2 separate regions of the Homo sapiens genome follow, and region 1 is linked to region 2. Evidence: chromatin contacts called from ENCODE Hi-C or POLR2A ChIA-PET data. All regions are on one chromosome and are shown on one strand. The core of a region is the stretch at or near the end of the contact, and the rest is flanking DNA. Distances in the headings are between cores, read along the strand shown.

The links. Hi-C counts contacts between places; a loop is a spot of excess contacts on that map. ChIA-PET counts read pairs that join two places held with the same protein, here RNA polymerase II (POLR2A). Pooled maps may share reads with other maps.
Region 1: a loop to region 2 is called in a pooled map, with 4 times the contacts of the local background. The contact joins two enhancer-like sites. A Hi-C loop is called at or near these places in 2 of 50 pooled maps. POLR2A ChIA-PET finds 5 or more read pairs at or near these places in 2 of 52 experiments (GM12878 and naive thymus-derived CD8-positive, alpha-beta T cell).

Annotation. Positions count from the first base shown.
Region 1 is chr16:89,322,594-89,327,510 of GRCh38, reverse strand. All of the region lies in intron 2 of ANKRD11 (ankyrin repeat domain containing 11), which reads left to right. The region is part of intron 1 of LOC128462377; the gene reads left to right. It overlaps LOC100287036 (a long non-coding RNA gene), which reads right to left. Exons shown (of 4, transcript NR_168302.1): 2 at 4,178-4,412; 3 at 3,591-3,745; 4 at 2,594-3,275. Among named protein-coding and RNA genes, the nearest start is that of ZNF778, 110 kb to the right of the region's middle. RefSeq lists enhancers at 1,297-1,416, 1,457-1,576, 598-1,797, 3,937-4,450, 3,510-4,709. Within about 2 kb of position 1,635, at least 28 of the 41 ENCODE cell types and tissues checked have a DNase peak (open chromatin) inside an H3K27ac peak, as active enhancers do.
Region 2 is chr16:89,763,773-89,766,924 of GRCh38, reverse strand. It overlaps FANCA (FA complementation group A), which reads left to right. Exons shown (of 43, transcript NM_000135.4): 28 at 1,859-2,035. Among named protein-coding and RNA genes, the nearest start is that of ZNF276, 44 kb to the right of the region's middle. RefSeq lists enhancers at 1,616-1,685, 1,846-1,955. Within about 2 kb of position 1,869, at least 14 of the 41 ENCODE cell types and tissues checked have a DNase peak (open chromatin) inside an H3K27ac peak, as active enhancers do.

The DNA.
Region 1 (4,917 bases), core at 386-2,885, 440 kb after region 2:
ATTAAATAAAGTTTCTTGGAATTTTTGATAGATTCCTTGTGATTTTCGACATGGACACTTACACCATCTTCAGAGAGAGACAGTTTTATTCCATTTCTTCCTTTCTGCCCTGTATGCCATTCCATCTGCAGCCCTCAGCACGTCACTCTTGATCATGTCAGCCTTGAGTTCTTGGTAGTTGGCCTTTATCGTGTTGAGGATGTTTCTCCACACTCCTGTTTTCCTAGGAATTTTTATCGTGAGTTTTGAATTTTATCAAATGATTTTCTGTACCAGTTGTGATTATGTGGTGTTTCTTCTTTAGCTTGTTGGCATGCTGGGTGACGTTGACTGATTGATGGTTGAGCCAGCCTTACATATTTCGCTGTCATCAGAAGTGTAGGTGCCCTCTGCATTTCCAACCTCTGCATTCCCCACCTCTGCATTTCCAACCTCTGCATTCCCCACCTCTGCATTTCCCACCTCTGCATTCCCCACCTCTGCATTCCCCACCTCTGCATTCCCCCTCTGCATTCCCCACCTCTGCATTGCCCAGTGGACTTCTTGCTGTACCTGCTTTTCTCTGCGTCTCCGCCTGGTCGTGTGTCTGTGGAACCTCCTTAGTCCTGTCAGCCCCACGTGCAGATGTGCCCGGATGCCACCAGCAGCCCCTGGCGGGCAGGCTTTGTGTTAAGCCCCTTTCTTAGGAGATGCTTTGGGGCACTGCTCTGGGCCAAGCACTTTTTCATGCCCCGGTTGTGTTTTTTTGGTTTGGGGTTTGGGTTTTTTTCACACAGGGTCTTGCTCTGTCACCAAGGTTGGAGTGCAGTGGTGCAATCTTAGCTCACTGCAGCCTCGACCTCCTGGGCCCAAGGGGTCTTCCTGCCTCAGGCTCCCAAGGAGCTGGGATTACAGGTGCGTGCCACCTCGACTGATTAATTTTTTGATATTTTTGTAAAGATGAGGTTTCCCTACATTGCCCGGGTCTCAAACTCTTGGGCCCAAATGACCCCCCTGCCTTGGCCTCCTGAGTAGCTGGGACCACAGGGGTGAGCCACCGTGCCTGGCCCTATTTGTGTAATTTGGGGGTAGATTGAGCAGTGGGTGGGTGGTTGCTGAGTGGTGTGCACCTTCTGCAGCGGGGTGGGGGGGGCGGTGGCTGCGTCCCCTTCTGCAGACCGTCCTCCTCTGCATTCCCAGCAACGGTGCGTGACACCCCAGACCTTTCTAACCTTCCTCTTCCCTGCGTGTTTCTCTCTGCTGGTCACTTCCGTGTGTTTATTTCCACCCTCGCAAGCCTTGGAGGAAATCTGCTGAGTCACCCTCCATCTGCCGTCCCTGCCTTACGGCCATGATTATTTTTAGCTGTGCAATTGTACCTTTAACACACACGCCTGCTTTTCTTTGTCTTCATCACATTTAGTTTGTATCTTGGCGCCTTCTGTGTAAAAGAAGCATTTTCCTTGCTCCTCCTCCCCTTCGTCTTCACAGAGCTGTGTGTCTCCTTGTCAGGCTCCAAGCTCCCTGTTGCACTCTGCAGTGGGTGCCCTGCAGTGTGTATTGGGCATGGCTAGGCCTGCCCGACATGCTGGGAAGCCTGAAGCTGCTCCGTCGTCATGCTCATGCCCTTGAGGGTCCCAGTAGGGCCTAGCAGGGCGATGGGGCCCTCCTTCCTCTAGGAGGCCAAGACCCCTGAGAAGAACAGGTCCTGCAGCAAAAGGTCAGTGACACCTCTGAGGCCTTGCAAGGACATAGTGTGGCCTTTATCTCTGTCACCTTCTGAAAGACTGCTTCAGCTGAGAACCCAAACGTCCACCCAGTAAAAATGTACAACTTAGCAGACCACAAAGCAAACGCCTCCGCAGCCTTCACTTAGAACCCGTTTCACCGTCCCTTCCAATTCCATCCGCCAGGCAGCCATTTTCCACGCTTCGCGGATGTCTTGTCAACTAAGTATGCATCCCTAAGTACTGTAGTTGCTATTTTCAGAAATTTATGTAAATGTATCATGTATTTTGTCCCCAACATTATTACTCTGTGTGTGTGTGTGTGTGTGTGTGTGAGAGAGAGAGAGAGAGAGAGGAGAGGGGAGAGGGGAGAGGGTCTGGCTCTGACGCCCGGGCTGGAGTACAGTGGCATGATCTTGGCTTACCGCAGCCTCGACCTCCTGGGCTCAAGTGATCCTCCTGCCTTAGCCTCCCTGGTAGCTGAGACCGCCAGCATGCACCACAGTGCCCGGCTAATTTTTAAACTTTTCGTAGAGACAGGGTTCCTCAACATTATTTGTGAGATTGACTTACGTTGTGATGTGTTTGCCTCCTCTGCTGTGTAGTGTTCCACCCTCACATCCTAGTGGCACGCCGCAAACCCCACTGCTATGAAGCACTTCACGCGTGTCTCTTGTGTCTGTGCACCTGCTTTTCTTTTGGACGTGTATGTCCAGAATGGCATTGCTGGGCTATAGGGCATACTTGTGTTCAGTATGAGTAGAGATTGCCAGGTGCGTGAGTTGGCCCTGATGAGAGTGGACTAGTTTCCTTTGCTCCACCCCTTCACCAGTACTTGTGTGTACGAGTCAGGGTTCTCTAGAGGGACAGCACTAATAGGATAAATGTATATATGGAGGGGAGTTTATTGGGAGTATTGACTCACACAGTCATGAGGTGAAGTCCCACAATAGGCTGTTGGCAAGCTGAGGAGCCAGGAAGCCAGTCCGAGTCCCCAAACCTCAAAAGTCGGGAAGCCAACAGCGCAGCTTTCAGTCTGTGGCCGAAGGCCCAAGAACCCCTGGCAAACCACTGGTGTAGGTCCAAGAACCCAAAAGCTGAAGCACTTGGAGTCTGATGTTCGAGGGCAGGAAGTATCCAGCATGGAAGAAAGATGGAGGCTGGAAGACTCAGCCAGTCCAGTGCTTCCGCAGATCTGCCGTGCTGGCAGCTGATGAGATCATGCCCCCCCAGATGGAGGGTTCGTCGGCCTCTCCCCGTCCACTGACTCAATGTGAATCTCCTTTGGCAGCTTCCTCAAGATGCTCCCAGGAACAGTTACACATCCTTTAGTCCAGTCAAGTTGAAACTCAGTAGTAACCCTCACACTTACCTTGGTTTTAGTTTGCATTTTCTTGATGACTAACGAAGCTGAGAACTTTGCGCCCACGTGCCGCCCTCCTGGCTTTTTCCCTCTTCTGTGAGGCACCCACGTCGCCCCGACTGCTGTGTCCGTGCTCCTGTCGGGTGGTCCGTGTTCCGGAGCACGGGGCTCCTGTATGTTCCACAGCCCAGTGACCAAGCATGTGTCTGAGGGGCAAAGCAGAGGCCAGTAATGCTGAACGCGCTCTCGGTGCTGCCACCCCCCGCCGTGATAACAGAAAATGTGAGTGGAAACAGGGCTGCAGTAGAGAGCGTTGTGCCGTGGGGCACTTTGGGAGGCCGAGGCCGGCAGATCATGAGGTCAAGAGATGGAGACCACCCTGGCCAACATGGTGAAACCCTGTCTCTACCAAAAATACAAAAAGTAGCTGGGCACACTGGGGGTTTGGTTTGAACCTGTGAATTTTGGGGTGCAGGGGAGGGGCCGACACAAACATTCAAACCGTAGCAAAGAGATTCTACCTCGCGATGTGTGGTGCCTGCCTGGCCTTGGCCAGTGTGGCTTATGGGGTGAGACGGAGGACACCCATGTTAGGAGTCCTTTGCACAGAGTGATAGCTGGAACCCCACAGTTGGTGTGGCCCTGAGGAGGGGAAGGAGAGAGAGCTGGTGCGGCCCTGAGGAGGAAGGAGAGAGAGTTGGACTCTTGGGGAGGGCTCTTCAGAACGTGCAGGGGTGTGTGGAGGCTGGACAGAGACGCTGACGTGGACTGTCAGGCGGTGTGCGGGAGGGCCTGGTTCCTGTGAGGGCCTCTGTCCCTCGGCTCTTCCCCTGCCCCGGGCTCAGCCCCCCTGCCCTGGGCTTAGCCCCCGTGCCCTTAGCTCAGACCCCCTGCCCTCGGCTCAGCCCCCCTGCCCTCGGCTCAGCCCCCCTGCCCTGGGCTCTGCCCCCCTGCCCTGGGCTCTGCCCCCCTGCCCTCGGCTCTGCCCCCCTGCCCTCGGCTCAGCCCCCCTGCCCTCGGCTCAGCCCCCCTGCCCTGGGCTGCTTGCTCTCCCCTTGCCCACTGAGATGGTGAGAGGTGAGAGGCCAGTGGTGCTTCTCTTCCATACCTGGGATTGCCACAGTGCTGTGGGTCATAGGGTGTGTCACTCAAGGGCTTTGCACACAGTAGGCCTGCCAGGTATGCAGCTCTTTTTCCTTTTCTCCTTTTTTCTTTTTTCCTCCGCTCAGTCCGTTGGAGACTTCTCTCCCTGTGAGGTGTGCACAAGGCACCACTCCTGACGCAGCCGCTGGAGACCGTGCTTCTCCCTTTCCACGGAGCGCACAACAGCCGGCAGGGCTCAGCTGGAAAAGGCAGGGGTTGCCGTAAAGCATCCTTCAGACACCAGCCTCGGAAGCATGGCGAAACCCGACTCCACAGAAAGTACAGAAATTAGCCGGGCATGGTGCCACGGGCCTGTACTCCCAGCTACTTGGGAGGCTCAAGTGAGCGGATAGCTTGAGCCCAGGAGGCGGAGGCTACAGTGAGCTGTGATCACACCGCTGCACTCCAGCCTGGGCAACACAGCTGTCTCAAACAAACAAACAAACAAACAAAAGAACTCTTCAGATAAAGCTAAGGTATCTGGAGCATGGCCGTGTGCTGCAGGCAGGCCACACCTCATCACCATGCGGGGCTGTGCCCAGGGCCGACGTGGGAGCAAGCCCCTGGTGCCACACAGGACTGCTGCTTCCAGCTCCTCCTCACTCCCCCTTCCCCACCCTCCCCAGTGTCCCCCTCAAGGCAAACAGGCCTTTGGTGTTTGATCCTGTCAGTCATGAGTGTGTTCCTGTCTTTGGAATTGGAGCT
Region 2 (3,152 bases), core at 620-3,119:
CCTTGTGTTCTCTGAGTGTAAAGTGAAGTTGTATGAAGACAACTACAAGTCTGTAATTGTAATGAAATAGATGTTGGCATTTATAGGATAGATGAATTAAAAGATCAGTATTCATAATAAGTATCTTTCCCTGGAAAGAAGAATTCTTATTCCTCTCATCTAGTAAATGTTCCTTACATTGTTCAGACAAAGGAATTTTTTTTTTTTTTTGAGATGGAGTCTTGCTCTGTCGCCCAGGCTGGAGTGCAGTGGTGCGATCTCGGCCCACTGCAACCTCCACCTCCCGGGTTCAGGCAGTTCTCCTGCCTTAGCTTCCCAAGTTGCTGGGATTACAGGCACGTGCCACCATACCCGGCTAATTGTTTTGTATGTTTTTTAGTAGAGATAGGGTTTCACCATGTTGGCCAGGCTGTTTTCGAACTCCTGACCTCAAGTGATCCACCCGCCTTGGCCTCCCAAAGTGCTGGGATTACAGGCGTGAGCCGCTGGTGCCCGGCCCAGACAAAGGAATTTAAAGATGAGCATTGGAAACCCTGAATGTCAAAAGTAAAGGTGAAATGGCACTGCAAACCAGTGTTGTCCTTTTATAGGATTTTAATGAACGTCTCGTGTATAAAATAGTGGTTTTCAGGCTGGGCGTGGTGGCTCATGCCTGTAATCCCAACACTTTGGGAGGCCGAGGCGGGCAGATCATGAGGTCAAGAGATCGAGACCAGCCTGGCCAACATGGTGAAACCTGGTCTCTACTAAAAATACAAAAATTAGCCAGGCGTGGTGGCGCACGCCTGTAATCCCAGCTACTTGGGAGGCTGAGGCAGGAGAATCGCTTGAACCAGGGAGGCAAAGGTTGCAGTGAGCCGAGACTGCACCACTGCACTCCAGCCTGGGCAACAGAGCGAGACTCCACCTCAAAAAAAAAAAAAAATAAATAAATAATGGTTTTCAACTTCAGGCTTCACATTAGAATCAACTGAGAAGCTTTTGAAACTATAGATTCCTGGCCCCTTTCCAGATAAATTAAGTCAGAATCTGGGAGCAGCCCCTGAGGATCCAGGGTGCACGTATTTCCAGTTATTTCCTCTGAGGAACTTTGTCCCTGGTGCCAAGTTTTTAAAGAAAACATGGAGTTTGAGCTTAGGAGAGGGCAGCGTGGTTCCCACCCAGCATGCTGAGCAGGGACGACAGTCCTTGGAGCAGGCTGGTTATAAACATGGGAGGCTCTCATCTCCTCGGGGGCAGAGATGGACACGGTCACGCAGCACCAATAGTGTGTCTGGCTTGTCCAGTTGGTGTGCATTTTTGGTGGGAACGCCATTCCTGGCAGAGGCCTAGAGATGGGCTGTTTCACTGCCCGGGACCAAACCAGCCCTACCCCTGGGAGGCAGTTTTGTTCCTGCAATTCTGCTTCCAGACATTTAGCTCAAGGAAGCAGTCAGATGGCAGGAAGGTCTGCACATAGGCTCTTCCCTGGAGCACTGTGCACAGCCATGATCGCTGAGGGGCTCTGCACCCTTCCAGGGGCTGGACTGAGGTCCCCTGAACGTGGGGTTGTGTGTTGTGCCCTCCCAGGGGCTGGACTGAGGTCCCCTGAACGTGGGGTTGTGTGTTGTGCCCTCCCAAGGGCTGGACTGAGGTCCCCTAAACGTGGGGTTGTGTGTTGTGCCCTCCCAGGGGCTGGACTGAGGTCCCCTGAACGTGGGGTCGTGTATTGCGCCCTCCCAGGGGCTGGACTGAGGTCCTCTGAATGTGGGGTTGTGTGTGTGGGCTGTTGATGGTCTGTTTCCACCTGAGCATTTGCTCAGCCACTCACAGTGAAACTTGCGCAATGAAGAAACGGCCGGGTCACTCTCTGTTTCAGTTTCAGTTCCTCATGTTCAGATTGTTCTCAGAGGCCCGACAGCCTCTTTCTGAGGAGGACGTAGCCAGCCTTTCCTGGAGACCCTTGCACCTTCCTTCTGCAGACTGGCAGAGAGCTGCCCTCTCTCTCTGGACACACAGAACCTTCCGAGAGGTGTTGAAAGAGGAAGATGTTCACGTAGGTGACCGTTCCTTCTCCTGCATCATGCCACGTCCTGAGTCTAGGGTTTGTGTGTGCTCCTCGGGCAAGAACAGCAGCACGTAGGTGACCGTTCCTTCCCCTGCATCATGCCACGTCCCGAGTCTAGGGTGTGTGTGTGCCGACTGTCTCCTCGTCTCGAGTCTAGGGTGCGTGTGCCGACTGTCTCCTCAGAGGCAAGAACAGCAGCACTTAGATGGTTTGATTGGAATCTTGACTAAAATCGTTGTGGCCTCATGTGCAGCTCTTAAGAAATTATACAGATACTGGGCACGGTGCTCACACCTGTGATCCCAGCACTGTGGGAGGCCAAGGCGGGTTGATCACCTGAACTCAGGAGTTCAAGACCAGCCCGGGCAACATAGTGAAACCCCATCTCTACAAAGAATGCAAAAATTAGCTGGGCACAGTTGTGTGCACCTTTGGTTCCAGCTACTTGGGAGGCTGAGGCAAGAGAAATCACTTGAGCCCAGGAGGTGGAGGTTGCAGTGAGCCAAGATCACGCCACTCTATTCCAGCCAGGATGACACAGCAAGACCCTGTCTCAAAAAAATATATTAATAAATACAGAGAAACCCTGCTATACTTTCTCAGTTTCTCCCAACACGAACTTCTTTTTTTATTTTTACTGATATATTTTTTGAGACAACGTCTCGCTGTGCTCAGTGGTGCAGTCTTGGCTCACTGCAGCCTCTGCCTCCTGGGTTCAAGCAATTCTCATGCCTCAGCCTCTCCAGTAGCTGGGACTACAGGCGCCTGCCACCACGCCCGACTAATTTTGGTATCTTTAGTACAGACGGGGTTTCACCATGTTGTCCAGGCTGGTCTTAAACTCCTGGCCTCAAATTACCCACACGCCTTGGCCTCCCAAAATGCTGGAATTACAGGCGTGAGCCATTGCGCCCGAGAACTTGTTTTTTGTTGTTGTTGTTGTTTTGTTTTTTTTTTCTGGTGGAGTCTTACTCTGGGGCACAGTGGCGCAATCTTGGCTCACTGCAGCCTCTGCCTCTCTGGTTCAAGTGATTCTCCTGCCTCAGCCTCCCAAGTAGCTGGGACTACAGGCGCGCACCACCACGCCTGGCTAAGTTTTGTATTT